Regions from separate parts of the Homo sapiens genome. Here all the other regions are linked to region 3. Evidence: chromatin loops called from intact Hi-C (ENCODE). Cell type or tissue: Caco-2. All regions are shown on one strand. Each heading gives the region's core, and the rest is flanking DNA. Links, peaks and the distances in the headings are about the cores only.

What was found. A loop is a pair of places that touch in the nucleus more often than their neighbours do. Peaks named below come from ENCODE experiments on the same cell type or tissue, not always from the same donor. Only the 100,000 strongest peaks of a DNase experiment are listed, where the experiment ranks them.
Region 1: a loop joins it to region 3, with 9 times the contacts of the local background. A loop is called at or near these places in 1 of 110 quality-filtered maps.
Region 2: it touches region 3 in a loop (9-fold over the local background); 1 of 110 quality-filtered maps calls a loop at or near these places.

The regions. Positions count from the first base shown.
Region 1 is chr12:5,257,896-5,263,256 of GRCh38, forward strand. The region is part of intron 4 of LOC105369617 (a long non-coding RNA gene); the gene reads left to right. Among named protein-coding and RNA genes, the nearest start is that of LINC02443, 17 kb to the left of the region's middle. In Caco-2, for the core only: no CTCF peak of the experiment used is centred there; a DNase peak (open chromatin) is centred at 2,876.
Region 2 is chr12:5,302,816-5,308,176 of GRCh38, forward strand. The region is part of intron 7 of LOC105369617 (a long non-coding RNA gene); the gene reads left to right. Among named protein-coding and RNA genes, the nearest start is that of LINC02443, 62 kb to the left of the region's middle. In Caco-2, for the core only: no CTCF peak of the experiment used is centred there; DNase peaks (open chromatin) are centred at 2,822, 3,236 and 3,540.
Region 3 is chr12:5,200,662-5,206,022 of GRCh38, forward strand. The region is part of intron 4 of LOC105369617 (a long non-coding RNA gene); the gene reads left to right. It overlaps LOC105369616 (a long non-coding RNA gene), which reads right to left. Exons shown (of 3, transcript XR_931575.4): 1 at 1,005-5,361; 2 at 256-336. Among named protein-coding and RNA genes, the nearest start is that of LINC02443, 40 kb to the right of the region's middle. In Caco-2, for the core only: no CTCF peak of the experiment used is centred there; DNase peaks (open chromatin) are centred at 2,691 and 2,838.

The sequences.
Region 1 (5,361 bases), core at 1,807-4,306, 57 kb after region 3:
GGCTGCACTGGAGGAGTGCGCAGGGCACAGCCCATAGAGCTGCCTGGTGGGGCTGCCAGGGAGTTTGGACCTAAGCCTGTAGGCAACAGGGAACCTTATTCCCAGGGGAAGGGAGGTGAGATGTGTGTCTTGCCTCAGCATGTACATCAGTTTCCTAGGGCTGCCAAGACAAAGTACCCCAAGCCAGGTGGCTTAAAACCATAGAAATTTATTCTCTCCCAGCTCTGGAGGTCAGACATCTGAAATCAAGGTGTGTGCAGGGTTGGTTCCTTTTTGGAGGCTTTGAGGGAAAATCTGTTTCTTACCTCCCTGCTAGCTTCTGGTTTCTGACAGCAATGTTTAACATTCCTGAGCCCAGGGGAGAATACCTCATGGAAAGGGAAGCGTGCTGACAATATGATCTGGGCAAGCCAAGGATATGAGGACATAGAAGGGGTAAACAAGCCAAGAAAGCCTGTCTGTTGGTCTCTGTGATTGTTCATTTTATGGGTAAACCTCACTGGGTCACAGTGTCCCCAGATATCTGGTCAAAAATGATTCTGGGTGTGACTATGAGGGTGTTTCTGGATGAGATGAGCATTTGAATTAGTGGACTGAGTAGAGCAGATTGCCCTCCCCAATGTAGGCATCCTCATCCAATCAACTGAAGGCCTGAATAGAACAAAAACACCGACCTACTTGTGAGTAAGAGGGACCTCCTCCTGCCTGACTGCTTGAGCTGAGATGTCAGCCTTTTCCCGCCTTTGGACTCAAACTGAAGCATTGGCTCTTCCTGGTTGTTGAGCCCGGGTTTTCAGACTGGAACTTACACCATTGGCTCTTCTGACACTCCAGCTTGCCAGCTACAGATATTGGGATTTCTCAACCTCCATAACCACATGAGTAATTTCCTTATAATAAATATCTTAACACACACACATACACACACACACACCCTGTTAGTTCTGTTTCTCTAGAGAATCCTGACTAATACAGTTTTACAGAGAGAGAATAGAGAGGAAACACAGGACTTTTAAGACACAGTTGAATCCCATGAACCTCCTTGAGATTCCTTACTTTTGGGGGCAGGGAAGATTCCAGATGAGAAAGCATTTGCATCCCCACTCCATTCTCTCTGTCCAACTATCAGGCTGGACTTACTTATCCATTCCCCTATCAACCCCCTCCTTCCCCACTGCTGTCTTGCTGTGAGGATGCTGTGAGCGGATGCCGGCTCCACCAGAATCCTCAGTGGGCAGAGACAAAAGAATGTGTCCCCCCCACATCCCAAGCCACTGTCATCACCACTCTCCAAACGCTGGCCAATGGGCCATAAAGCAGCTACCGGCCCTCAGGATGAATCAAAAGGAAGGCTACTCCCTCCCTCGTGCCTGGGCGTTTGTCCTACCCCAAGTGGAGATGGCAGAATGGTTAAACCCAGCAGATTTCCTAAGACAGCAGTGCTTTAAGGTGACTTTCATGTGCCCTTTCCTTTACATTTTAATGGCACTCTAATGTTGAATTAAAATGGAATTCCTATGGAAATGTACAATGTCTAAATCAATACTTGCTGATTAGTGTCACGAGGATGAATATCAAAAGATGTAATAGCAATGACGAGGCCCAAACCGGGGTGAATAAAGCCACCTGTGTCCATTAACTCAAGCCTGACTAATGCTAAATTACGATAAAATATCTAGGAAATTCTGGCCAGAGCCACTTTAAAGCCCACAAAATGTAGCCTAATTAGCACTATGATGACAAATGCAGGAGGAATTCATTATGCCCAAAGACTCCTTGTAAAGTCCAATTTTACAAACTCTTCCTTTTTTTGCCAACACGATGCCTAGAAGGCTACGGGTGGCTTAAATACCACTAGGCAACTGCTTTTCCAGGTGCTGAGCTAAGTCAGGCTCCACGTGGGCATCAGAGAGTGAGTAACAGAGGGAGGAGGGGGTTTGTAACTCCCCTTCTCTCTTAGTCATGGCAATCAATCTGTCTGTGCATCTCTGAATCTATGTGTCTATATATGTATTATAGTTTAATTGTTATGAGTGCAGGCTCTCATGCCAGACATTCAGGCCTGCACTCTGCCTTTTTCTACTCAGGTAACCTTAGTAAGGTTACCCTGTACCTCAGTTTCCCCAAATGAAAAGGAGGATAACAATAATACCCTCTCATAGGGTAGGTATGAATATCAAATAAGTTATTACATTCAAAGGGTCTTCAGCAGTGCCTACACCAAGCAGCACATGGCAAGTGTCAGCTATTTTATGTTCTATTTTTAAATCTGCTTTTTAAAAAATTTACTACAGAAGCCGTAGGCTAAAAAAGAAGGCATTTAGACAACTCTGCCCTGCCAACACTTCCCTGCTCAGAATCACACAAAACCACAGGATGTTATAGAAGAAAGAAACCTTTTAATGGAGAACATGTAATTCAGCCCTTCTCATTTACAGATGAAGAATCGGAGGCCCGGGTAGGGGAGGAGACTGTCTAAGGGTCACTCAGATAGTTCTGTTCCATTTAAACATCTATCAAGTGCCTCCTGTGCCTAGACCATATGCTCATTACTAGACTACAATGATGAATTAGTCCCTGTTCTTAAGCAGCCTATCATATTGTGAGAGAGACAAACACATCCACGAAACAGGTAGATATAAGGTGGCAGGGAAAGTAAGTGAGAGAGAGAGGCAGATATTAACACTGAGAGACTGTGAGGGCAGAGGAGACCACTGAGTCCAACCTGCAGATTTGGAGGAAATGTCTCAGAGAAGATGAAGCTTGAATTTTCTTCTGGAGGAGAATGAGTTAGCCAGGCAGTCAAAGGGAAAAAGATCTCATTCGGTGCAAAAGCACAGGTGTGCAAGACAAAGGTGAGTATGGGGGAATCACCAGCAGTCTGACAACATGGGAACACATAGCACAAGAATGGGGAGTGTCAGGAGATGAGATTAGATAAGCCTTTTATGCCTTGGCAAAGAGATTGGAGTTATTTTTATAGATAACAGAGAGTCATTGAAGGTTAAGCAGGGGAGTAACATGTTTACATTTAATTGGAACATTCTGCTTTCATTTGGGGAGTGGATTTTGAAGGACTAATATGGAAAGAAGGATTTCAAAAGGTAGCTGATGTCAATGAGCTGTGTAAGACCTCATGAGGATCTGAATGAGGGCAGCTGAAGCAGAAGTGGAGAGAAGAGGGACAGATTTGAAAGCCCTTTAAGAGGCAAAGTAAGCTGGACTTGATTAGATGTGGAGGATGGGGAAGAAAAAGGAGTATAGGATGATTTCGAGTTTCTCACATGGGTGACAAGATGGATGGTAGAATTATGGGTTGAGAAAGTGGGATGATAGAGGAACAAGAAACAGGATGAGAAAGTCAGGGAGAAAGGATAGTTCTGCTATGACCAGAGGCAGCTGGAGGGCAAGAGTGCTCTCCGAAAAGAGATTAGGGCTGGAGAGAATGATCTCAACATGCATGGAGTCCTTAATACAGGGAGTTAGTAAGACCTTTCAAAAAACATTTACCGGCTGGGCACGGTGGCTCACACCTGTAATCCCAGCACTTTGGGAGGCGGAGACGGGTGGATCACGAGGTCAGATCGAGACCATCCTGGCTAACACGGTGAAACCCCATCTCTACTAAAAATACAAAAAATTAGCCAGATGCGGTGGCGGGCACCTGAAGTCCCAGCCACTTGGGAGGCTGAGGCAGGAGAATGGCATGAACCCAGGAGTTGGAGCTTGCAGTGAGCCAAGATCGTGCCACTGCACTCCAGCCTGGGCGACAGAGCGAGACTCCATCTCAAAAAAAAAAAAAAAAAAAAAAAAAAAAATTTACCGAAAGAATAATAATGGATGAAGTCCTTATTTTTGAGGAGAGCATATTTAAGGGGGAGGTTGAGGTGTCTTCTATGAACAAAGAGAGATCACTGGAGAGGTACAAGCCAAACCAAAAGAGAAGTCCCACAGACAGCAAGTGAGTAGATATCCTTGATCACAATGTTAAATGCAGAAACGATTTCTGAGAACAAAGGGCTGACAAACATAACGGGTGTGGCAGAATGAGCCTGGCCCCATATTGACCTTGACGAGGGCCACCTAAATGGACCAGTGAGGAAGATCAGACTGAAAGTGGGTTGAGGAGTCATTAGGTTGTGAAGTGGTGGAGACAATGAGTGTAGGCATCTATTCCAGAAACAAGATTTTTTTCAGGAAGATGAGAGACTGGTTGTTGGTTGGAAGAGGACTTAGAGTCAACAGAGGGATTTTATGAAGAGGGGAGAGACTTAGGCATGTTTGTTAGCAGAGGGCAAAGAGCCAGGAGAGAATAAAAGGTTGTAGACACAGTAAAGAAGGAGGCAGTTGTTGAAATAAATTTCTACGGGAGCAGGGAAGGATGGCATCAAGAGCCACAAGCACTAGGGAACTGGGAACCAAAAAGGGACACCTCGTCTACCGACCCCAAAGGTGAGAAGCTGAACATAAAGAAAGAGTTGATAAATTTGAAGGAGTGTGGTAGTGGAGGGGGTAGGAAGTTGAAGATTTTATTCTCAAGGGCTTCATTTTTTAAGAAAGTAGAATCAAGTTTGCGGTGCTGCAAGTGTGGAGTGGGGTCTAGTAATGGACTTAAGGAGAGAAGTCACTGGGTATAAAGGGATCATCAAGAAATGCAGAGAGCCCAGCTGAGGTTAGTGGCCAAGCTGGGATTCAAGCCCAGTTCTACAGATTCTCAGAGGATGACAGCTCTGTTGCAGCATTAATCTTCAGGGTTGGTGATATTTTCATACCATTGGTTTCTAGTTCCTCTATTTCTCATCAAATTCCAAAAGAAGTCATTCTGTGTCTGCACAGCTTAGGAAAAATTCCCAGAATTGTTGCTGCCTGGCTCCTTGTTTGAACTTTAGTTTATGTCAAGTAAGGCTATTTTCAACCCTGTGTAAAATGTAGATATTAAGTCTGAGAAACAGAAGCCCTCCATCGCCTCTGTGTCCCAAGACAAAATAAGCAGGCCACTCAATGTATCTGCTGCCCTGAAACCTACAACAACTCAAACTTCTTCACATCTCCCCTTTTCCCCCACTCTTGCCATGGAATAGATCCCACCACAGAAAATCAGAGCCTGTATTAGGTCTCGGCAATCTGGGAGACCAGTGCACGTCAGGGCACAATGCCTGACAGTTGATTTATTAGAGGCAACCACAGAGGTTAAAGGCAACCCAAAATTCATCTGTAAGCAGAGAGCCACAATCAGTGACTTTTCTCAAAGCCAAGAGACAGCTGGTGGTCTGCTTTCTTCCCTGTGGGCTGAGATCCTGGGGACTGCAACAGTTTCCACAGCACACTGCAAGCAGAAGCAGGCAGGACACAGATGATGGT
Region 2 (5,361 bases), core at 1,807-4,306, 100 kb after region 3:
CCCGGACAATTCCAGAAAGACATGGTTTTAAAAAAGCAAAACTATAACATAATATTTTGAAATGAGCTAAGAGATGTTAAAGTGATACAAGATATGAGAGAGCAACATAAATCAGACTTTGAAAAACTCAGGAAAAAGGTGACAGAAAAACTTAGAAATAAATTTAAAAAATCATTTTATAAGTGAAGACTAAACTAGAAGATACACAAGAGCAAATAAACACAACAAATGATGGCTTAAAAGAAATATAATGTAAAAAGGAAAAAAGCTTAAATCAGAAAGAAATGAAGAGATTAAAAGTATTTGAGAGAAAGTGACAAATATTAAAGATAGCTAAAGAAGACCCAACACACCAATGTTAGGTGTTTCTGAAGAAGAAAACCAAAACAAGAGAAAAGAACAAATGTTTCTTGAAAATTCCTAAAATAAAAAAGCATTTGAAGCCATATATTGAAAAAGTACACAATGTACCTGAGAATATCGACACAGAATGATGATTACAAAGATGTATTCTAATAATATTACTAAAGTTTTTTTTTTAATTATACAAGCTTCTAGGCAAAAAAAGCGGATTCCTGAGAGGGATTAAAAAATTATTTTATCATCAGACTTTTTATCAGACTTATACACCAGAAGAAAATAGAGTCATTTTACTCAATGAAAGAAAATTGTTTTCTATTTTTATAAACTAAGCTTTAAGTATAAATGTGCAAATACACTATTGTCAACCTCAAGAATCAGAGAATTCTGTTCCCATGGCCCCTTCTTAAGGAAGTTACTAGAGAATGAGCTTCAGGCCACCAAAACAACTAGAGAGAAATAGGAGAATTAGTAGTGATCATTAAATATGTATGTACTTGTAGAAAAGAGGTTACATAAGCATAAAGCAGGAGAGATCTTAGTATGGAGTGGATATATGCTTTGACAATGTAAATATAGTACAATACAAGATAAGTGGGACATTGAGGACAACATATATAAAAATTTTTTTTCTGCCTTGAGTAATAATAATCCATGGAGGTAGAATAATACTATTATTCTGAGACTCTTGTATGTGTAGTAAGCAAATAAATAATTAAGGGACATTCTAATTCCACCATTCCTGGTATCCTTGAGAACCAAGATTGTAAAAATGAATGGGAGAAGATACATATGTAATTTAGAAGAAGTTGAGAGAATACCATGTAGTTATGAGTTTGAACTGAAAATATCAGTATGAATATAGAAATTCATTATATATGTTTATAGGAGATTACAGCTATCTGTCATCTATTTACCTATAACACATGTATATGCACATATTCTGTATATACAACCCAGTAGCAATCAGTATCTCTGATGCCCTTGTGGTTTTGAAATACAGTTTCTCATTTTAAAATAAGCAAACAAAAGCAGGGATTCTCAAGAAAATATGCAAAATGAGTCTGAAATATCTTGCTGTACCAGACACTGTGAGAGACTATTAGAGTCGTGAAAAGGACTTGGGAACCGACTTGAAAAGGTTCTCAGTTGCCAAAGAGGGGACAATTTGAGATTCAATAAGGCAAAGGATTGCAATGAATTAAAACCTATCAAATATTTCTAAATCCACAGACGTATAATGATATTTGCAATTGATCACCTTCAGAGGGTGACAGGAAACCAATTCATAATCTTGATTCAAGCATTTATCCTGTCTTTCCTATATGAGCTGTACTACTGAGTAACAAAATATTGGATGAGGAAAAGTGTTTCCTTACACAATTAGTCCAGCTATTAGAAGAAAAATGAAATAATACATTAAGATGTCACCAACTCCCTATGAATTGATGAATCTAAGAATTGAGCATCAATGGCTACTGACACCAAATAAAAGAAGAGTGAAAACCAGACATAATGCTTTGATAAAAGAACACACCACCACTGTCTTGCCAGGGGGATCATATCTGAGTCTGGTCAAGATTCACATTCTAGCTGCCAATTTGCAGGAAACCCAGAGGACAAAGGAGCGTTCAGCAAAAGCTAGATGGCAGGTCAAATGCAAGGTTCATCAACAGATAAGTTGCAAGAAAAAGAGCAAGACAGAAAGAAACTTCAGATCAAAGAGAATGTAAAAGACAAATCATGCTTTTAAAAATGTGCAAGATTAAACTACAACATATAGGAATGCACACTTGGGTGATAAAGCTATAAACACAAGGGCTAGAGTGAGAAATGGTGCTGTGACTGCAATGAGGTGTGTGGAGGGGGCCCCTCAGGTGGCTGCCAAGGCTCTCTTTCTTGATCTGGATGGATTTAGGAGTGTTTCCTTTATGATAATTCACTAAGCTACACATTTGTCTTGTACTGTTCTGTTTCTCTGCTTTATTTTACAATAAAATGCATATATAGGTAGGTGTATATATAGTAAACTGTATGCTTATTTCTCTGTATTTATATTTGTGTGTGCATCTGTATGTATTACATATCTATTGTCTATCTGTCTGTCTGTTTATTATGCTTTAAGTGAGATGTCTTGCTAGAAAAATATCTCCAACATTGGGAAATGGTCCATAAATGATCAAAATAAACTTTTACATGCTGGGGTAAAATGGCGCAGCCTCTACATCGATAAAATGAGAATGAAAACAAAGGCAGCCTAGAAGCTTAGGCCAGAACCCTTGATATTAATCTGTGACCATAGAAGCCATCCCTTGCTTTTGGTACTCCACCCTAATGTACTCCACTGGGGCCTGCCTCTCCCTTTGTCCCCAGCAATTAGCACAGTTTACACTTGAGTGATCATTGTTTTGACCCGCCCTAAGTCTCGGCATCCGGACTCCATCACCCACCATCTGTGCCCTGGCCAGGAGGACTTCTCAGCAGCTCTCCAGCAAGCACCGGAAGTGGGGCTTGGCCACAGGCCTATGGTGTGACGGGCGGCCAAGGACAGAGTCTTCTGTCACTCATGGTCTCGAGGACAAGAACAGACCAAAACCAGGCACAGATTTAGTTGTCTGAATACTCTTTTATAATGAGAGAAGGGGAGACAGATTAGAAGAAAAGGAAAGAAGAGGAGAGAGACAAGAGGATGGTAGACCAGATGCCAGGAGGACAAATAAGAGAGAGAAAATGTAAAGAGAAAAAGAACAAAGGAACAATAAGAAAATAATTGGGAAGGAGAAGGGAAGGAAAGGAGAAGTTAGGAATGGAGAGTGGATGGTAAAGGAACATACATGGTCAGAGAGAAAGAACATTCCTACATTCCTTCTGGAGAGGCGTGGCCATTGCCTGTTAACTTGTACTCTGTACTATAGCTAAAGACTTTCAGCACTACATAAAACACACGCAATTTTTGAGGGGGTTTGTTCCTCATCCTTATCTAAATATTTATTTGTGGAAGTGGTTTCCATAATAACCAAGAAACAACAGAAATTCCTACCAGCTCCACGAAAGACCAGAACAGAGTCACACTATCATTTTGAGATTCTGGGGAGCCAGTGGTCAGACTGAGGCAGCAGTGACATCACCATGCTGAGAAGGCAGCTCCAAACTTGGGCAGAAAAGTGCTTGGTCAGCACCTGGGCAGACGGGCTGGCTTTGGGCCTCTCAGCACAGGCACCAGCCATGGGGAAAAGCTGCTTTGGAATGAGTCTGTGATTAGTGCCCAGGTTGGGGAGAAGAGGTACCTCAAACCTCCACAACTCTGCAGGTCCCTTAACTTCTCCAAAGCTAAATGTAGGGTCTCTATCACCTGAGATATCTTTACTAGGTCTCTAATCTTTCAGGATCTGCCAAGAGCAGTGAGAAGTTACATCAAAAGACCTAAGACCTTGCGTCCAAACTCACCCCCTAGTGGGAGGAGATCGGAGATAGGTGAAGATAAAATTCTGTTACTAATGAGAAAGTACGCATCTTTGCAAGTGAGCTGTTTATTTTAGGTATAAATTGGAGAAGATCCAGGATTACACCTAAAATAATGTCCCGTTACAATATTTAGTCTTGGGTGAGACAGAATACATTGACTGGGGTGAAGGTGTGTGGCACAGGTAAATTAAACATTAACCCACTGCCTTTCTTCTTTAGAATTCAGCCTTTATTCGGAGTTTACCCTTGGAAATTTATCCGACATGTGCAAGTAACTTATTTTTAAAATTGACCAGAATATAAACTCCATGAGAGCAAGGAGTTTTGCCTTCTTGACCCACTGCTAAATGTCCTGTCCTTAGAACAGTGCCTGGCTCATAGCAAGCACTAAGCATGTATTTATTAGAAAAAATGAATTCATAAGCTCCGTCTCTTGTGCATGGTTATAGAGCTGCTTTTTGGGACCTTGCCCTGGAAAAATCTCTAAAAACAGAACTTGCCCAAAAATGCTTTCTTCCTTGGGTGGCTATGCCTCAGTCTCAAGGTTTCAGATGTCCTGCCTGTTGTGTCTGCTTTTGTCCCCTTGAGTGTTTATCTGAAACCTCTCTTGACTTCCGGGTGTTGCCTCATACTGCATTTCTGACTCTGCCTTGACCCCTGGCTTCTGTGTATTGCAGGGGTCTGAGACTGTGCCCTTCATACTCTCTCCACCTTTCCTGACCTCTGCCGTGGCTCATGGATAGGTCTTCTCAGTACACAGAGGTTAACAGCAGGAGCCTGCAAAGAGGAAAAGCACACTTTGGAGGAAGACTCTCTGGTGTTTCAGAAAGTGAGAGAAAATGAGAATTAGCTAACATTTACTTGGGTAGAGAGGGAGACTACTGTGTGTCAAGCATGCCCCCAAAGTTTTACATGTACTGATTAATCTGATCCTTATATAATAGTGTGAAGTAGATTTTCCTATCCTACCTATCTTTAGTTAAGGAAACTGAGGCACAGAGAAGTTCAATGAATTGCCCAAGGCCTCATAGTAAACTCTGGTGGTTTGCTGTAGAGCTGAGACTCATACCTACTACACTATGCCAATGCAGATTCCAAGAGTGAGTTTTGCCTAGTTAGGGTGGATAGATGAGCAAAAGCACACTAGGATGGGATACAGGTAGAGCAATGAGAAAGAACAGAAAATCTAACTTTTCTTCCATCATTAAAAACTACCACCAGTATAACACCCATCACTGAGTGTTTACTATATGCCAGGTATAGACTAGGATTTTAATTTATGTTCAGAATAAGCCCATGAGATATAAGATTGGGCTTTACAGTTGTTCAACAATTTTTCCAAAGTCATAGGTCTAGAACCGGCAAAAGTGAGATTTGACTCTGGTCTTGCTCCAGGCCTATGTTATAAAGCACCATGTTTTACCGCTTGCCTGACCTCCAAGCCTCCACACCCATTGTGAGGGGTGTCGGTATATCCCTCAGCCCTCACCTACATTCCCTATGGCTGACTGTTCTCCAGAAACAGGGCACTAAGCT
Region 3 (5,361 bases), core at 1,656-4,155:
GTTCAGCAAGAGGAGGGAGGCCGAAGGCGCTGACCACTAGAGGGGGCGCTGCCTCCACCTGGCACAGACCACGGGGTCGGGGGCGGGGAGGAGGACAGCCACTAGGTGAAAGGCAGGGTCGCAATGGGTTGCACTGAAGTGTTGCTCTATCAAAGGCTTTCTGAACACAAGACATAACAAACCTTAAACTCTGTGTTTATGCCCAGGGATGGGAAGGGGACGTGGGAAAGAAAGACAATATGGAAACTCAGATACCTCTGGAAGAACTGCAAGTAAAGGCAGGGTGCTCCTCAGAGGTTCCTCAGAATCCCCAGTGCTTGTTTTGGACAGGAAACGCTGAAGGAAGAGCATGCAGTTAATCTTTTGATGAAGCGTTTTAGAACAAGTGCATTCAGATCAGATCTGATGTAGAGCCAGCTCTGCAGGACAGCTCCCTGTGTCCTGACAGGGGATGCTGGTTATCCTTTATCCACCGGGTTAGAGCGTAGTAGCTAAGCAGAACGTTCTGAAGGTTGTACCTTTTCCCGCTCTGCATAGCTGAGTGTGAGCAGGGAGAGACCATGTTCAGAGATGTCGCTAGAGGCTTGCTGGTAGGAGGAGGAATGGCAGCAGGGGTGAGTTCCGGCTGGTGCTCCCTGCTCCATTGTGGGGTATTGTGGGCTCTGTGGGGTCACAAGGTCTCACTCCTGGCTGGACTCACTCCTGGGAGGTGGCTGAGCTGATGCAGTGGTGTTCAGGATGGCAGCTGCTACCTTGCCTGGTCTCTTAGCCAGGTTATTAGTAGACTGCTAGCCTCTGTTTACCAGGAAGCAAAAGTGTCCCTCTTATTCCTGAGACTACTTCTAAGTTACATCTCAATGAAAAAATAACAAGAAACAAAATAAATGGGTCTCACTCCCACTGCAAACTACCCTCACCACAAACTATCCCCACTCTTAATTAGAGAGAAAATATGGTGGGGGCATAGGAACTGGAGTCCCATTATGCCTCCGCTCGGTGCTCACATGGCGATGCATGCCTCCCGTCTCTGGATTTCGGAGGCTCCCTGCACACAGCCAGGGTGTCTGAGGGAGTTCAGGGTCCTCTTGCTGCAACACAGAGCCCGTGGGATTGCTTTTGTGCGTCACAGGGAAAAGAGCCCTTCCTGTTGACAGACCCAGCCGTCCTGCCCATGATGAATTGCATCTCTACGAGGGGACTGCTGTTGTGGTTTTCCCTTCTCTCGGAAGGTTCATCCCCAGGTCTCGTGGCACTTTAGAAAATGAACTGCTATAATTCCACGCTGAGCGCACAGCCCTCCACAACCAGGCCTCTTCACTCTAATATGGCTGCTGGTTTTGTCACTCAGGAGGCCAGCAGCTGGTAGCCTTGGTGGCTCCTCCCCATCAAGGGAGGCGCAGAAGCAAGGGAGGCGTTCCTGCTGGCTGCCTCTTAAAGAAGGACTGCGGATGCTGATATTCCAGGGAGCCAGGAGGAACTGCAAGCCCGAGGGAGTGTGGAGGGGGGCGGAGCCTGCTGCAGTCACAGAGGGACACAGCAAGACCTAGGTCTGCTCCTGGAGCAGTACTTCCTCACTGGGTGCCTGAACTCAATGCTATTTATTTTAGTTTTGGTGATCCAATATCTCCAACTTTCTAGAACAGTTTGTCTCTGCCTCTCTCAAACCCACCAGATCATCCCCTGCTCTGAAAATAGAAAAAGATGGTCCCTATGGCTGTAGGAGATTCATAATTTATCACTTCATGCTAATTCAATTTTATAACCATACATATGGTTTTCAGGTTATCTATGGCTGTGTGAAAACTTTAAAACTTAATGGATTTAAAACTATAGCCAGTCTTTATGAGTCCTTTGTGGGTGAAGACATTGAGCAGGAATTGGCTGGTCAATTGTTCTGCTCCATGTGGCATTGGCTGGGGTCATTCAGTGGCGTTCAGCTGGCAGCTGGACTGGCCTGGAGCATCTGACGGCTTCACTCATTCACCTGGGGCCTTGGTGGGACAGCTGGACTGCTGGGCTCACCTGGTCCTTCTGCCTCTCTTTGAGCCCCAAAGTGTCTCTCTAGCAGTGTAGTTGGATCTTTCACAGGGCAGCTCAGGGCCTGAAGACCAAGGCAGGACCTGCCAGTCCCCAAAGTAGCATAGCATCACTTCCACCACGCTCTACTGGTCAAAGTAGCCACAGGCCACCTCAACTCAGAGAAGGGGAAATAGAGGCCATTGCTCAATAGCAGGAGTGTCCTATAATTTGAAGCCATCTTTAATCTGCCACCAAAGTCCATTTATTGATGGAAATGATTTATCTCTATAGACAAGGGGTGTTCTTTTTCTTCCAGGCACACTCCTAACACTCCTAACAGAAAACTTTTCTTCAGTCCTGATGCGTGGGGGCCAATTCATCAGGAAGTTTTCCAAACCGTTTGAGGAGGTGTGGGTTATGCAGTGATCAGGGTATACACAAAACAAAACAACATTGCCTTTAATACACATCAGAATTGACAGTAATTCTTCTATGTTTTTCCCCTACCTGGGTCATCCAGATGACCTTATCTCAGGTTACAAGTTGAATTTGGTAATAATAAATGGTTGCTTTGTATATCTAGTATGTAGAATTAATTCCGCTTTGTAGAGTTCCATATGGCCTGGCCACTGACCCAAGAGGATCATACTTTTTCAAAGACAGGATTCTCTAGTTTTCCTTTTAACTCTCTCAGTGAATGTTGACTGAGCATACACTACATGATGGTTATGGTGTGTGATTTTCTTTACACACACTTATTCTGTTATCTTTCAGGGCTTTGAGTGACCTTTGGTTCCCTGTAGGTAAACCCAGGATATCAGTGCAGATAGAGAACATACCAGGGCAGAACCCTAGGCCCTAGACTGTAGGAACTGTTTGGCAAAAATGTGAATCTCAGCAGCTGAACTACCCTGGCAGATGGCAAGAGGAGATTCTGTCTCATAATTCAAGCACCAGAAAGTACTACTCTTTAGACCAGATGCACCTAGAGAAAGTTTCTGACAGGTGTACCTTGCTTGCCGTGGAAATGCAGAAGGCTCTTCTCTCGCAGGTTTGGGAATGTCTCCTTGAGGGCATTTGGGCTGGTTTCAAGCTGTCGCGTGACATGGCCCATGGGTATCCTTGGCAGTTCCATTCTAAGTACTTCCAAAGTTCTCTGACAAGGCTAAAAACTCCTCATTCAACCAAAGATTCTTGCACATTATTTAAATAGGATGCAAATGCATGGTCTGCTCTGAGCCCTGGCAGCTTTCAATTTTTATATTTTCAGAACGGTGAGGCCTGCCATCAGTTCACTTGAAGTTCAGTCCAAGATGTGCCTGTCCCTGACATTTGTTCATTCTTTATGAAGGTAACATTTTGAAGAATTTAAAAAGAAATCATCTTTGTACTCCATTCCCTACCACCCTCCAAAACAAATTTTAAAAAATATCAGACATTTGTTGCATGCATAATAGCTGGAACGTGACTAACTTCTTTCCCACTGCCTGAATTTCCAAGTTGGATTCTATAATCCCTCTCTTTGGCAATTCCTGGTCTATTTCGTTTCTGATATTTCAGTGATAGGAACTGCCTCTTTGACCCAAGGGATTAGGCTCATAAGAGCATGAGCAGATTCTGTCAGATGGTTGAGCCTGGCTGCTGTTAGGATGAATGGCAGGGGATCAAGCCCGCCAGTGACAATGCAGAGAGTGAGTGCAGAGGGAGGGATGATTCTTCCCTTTGTGCTCCTTCCCTCCTGTCACAGTGTGAGTCTTGAGCCCATTCACTCACAAGCTGAGCACACAGCTTAGAACTGACAGAAGTCCCACCTTCTTTGCACCTGGGATCTGTGGGGAAGGGAGGCCTGCATGAAAGACAAAACCACAGGCCGAGGAGCAGAGAAAGAATGGACTCAGGGAAGTACTGTGTGGGTGGCATTTCCTCTCCGCAGGCTGCAGGTGCCTCTCAGGCTCTTCCAATTCAGCGTGTGTGTGTGTGTGTGTGTGTGTGTGTGTGTATGTGTATACAGAAAAAGCATATATATATCTATATGACTGTATATATACATAAATATATATATATATATGCTCTCTCTATACATACTGTGTGTGTTTATGTAGATATATACACATACATACACTTTCCATATTATGGCTAGTCCAGAGAGAAAGAAAAGAGAAAGGGATAAGGAAAATAAAGAAGCGAGAAAGGAAAGAAAAAGAAGGAAAAAGTATATAGAAAATGTGGTGTGGCATACTGGTAACTGTTCCTCCAAAGCTCCAACGTCTCTTTGCCCTTTCTTCCTGGACATGCATCCATCCCACTGGAAACTACATTTCCCAGCCTTTCCGGTGGTGAGGCAGGGCCTTGTGACTCCACTCTCACCAATGGAGGTGAGTGGAATTGACATGTGCAGTTCCAGCTTTGCCTACCCAAATCAAAAGCAGTGCCTTTGGAGTCTCTCCTCGGGCTCCTTGTGTTCTGGAATGCTGACTGTGTTAGCTCAGCTTGGACCACCAAGAAGTATGAAAGGAAAGAAACCTGGGTCCCTGAGTGAGCTTGTGGAGCAGAAGAGTTGCTCTGCTAGCCAAGACTGGCACTAGACTGCTCCGTGAGACAGAAAGAAACCATCATATTTAAGTTAATTGTATTTTAGTATCTCTTTATTGTAGCACAGAGGGCTATGATCTGTAAAGAAGGGAAGAGGAAGAGGAAAAACTGAGCACTTATGAAAAGGAATTTTAATGTAGTGACACATAGTTTAGTGTCTGTGGATGACACTAAGAAAACAGAGAGAATAAGAGAAAATGAGCTGGTAACATGGAGGACAATTGATGAGAGGGCAGCTGCTGGAGGGTGCTGGGGAAATATTGAGACTGCTGCCCACTTCTCCCAGGCCTTACCTGACGACCATGCCATCTCCTACAGTGCTTTTAGGTTATTAGATCTTCCGTGTTTACCTGAATGTCTCAAAAGGATGAAGATGACCAAGTTAGAGGCATAGGTGTTGGTAAAGTAACAGTGTGATAATCGATTGTAATAATTCTCCAGTGGAATAGGTGGCTTACAAAGCAACAAACGCCCATCTCTGAGTGTGCTCAAGAGAGGTTGCACGACCACTTCTTGTGGATGATCCCTATGTTGACCGGGCAGGCAGAGGTTGCAGTGAGCTGAAATCACGCCACTGCACTCCAGCCTGGCAACAGAGTGAGACTCCACCTCAAAAAATAAAAAGAATAATTTCTAAAGTTGTATCCAACTTGAATAATCTCCAGAACGTTTGAGTCAGGAAAGTTAAGTAACTTCTTTTCTTTCTTTTTTTTTTTTTTTTTTTGAGACGGAGTCTCGCTCTGTCACCCA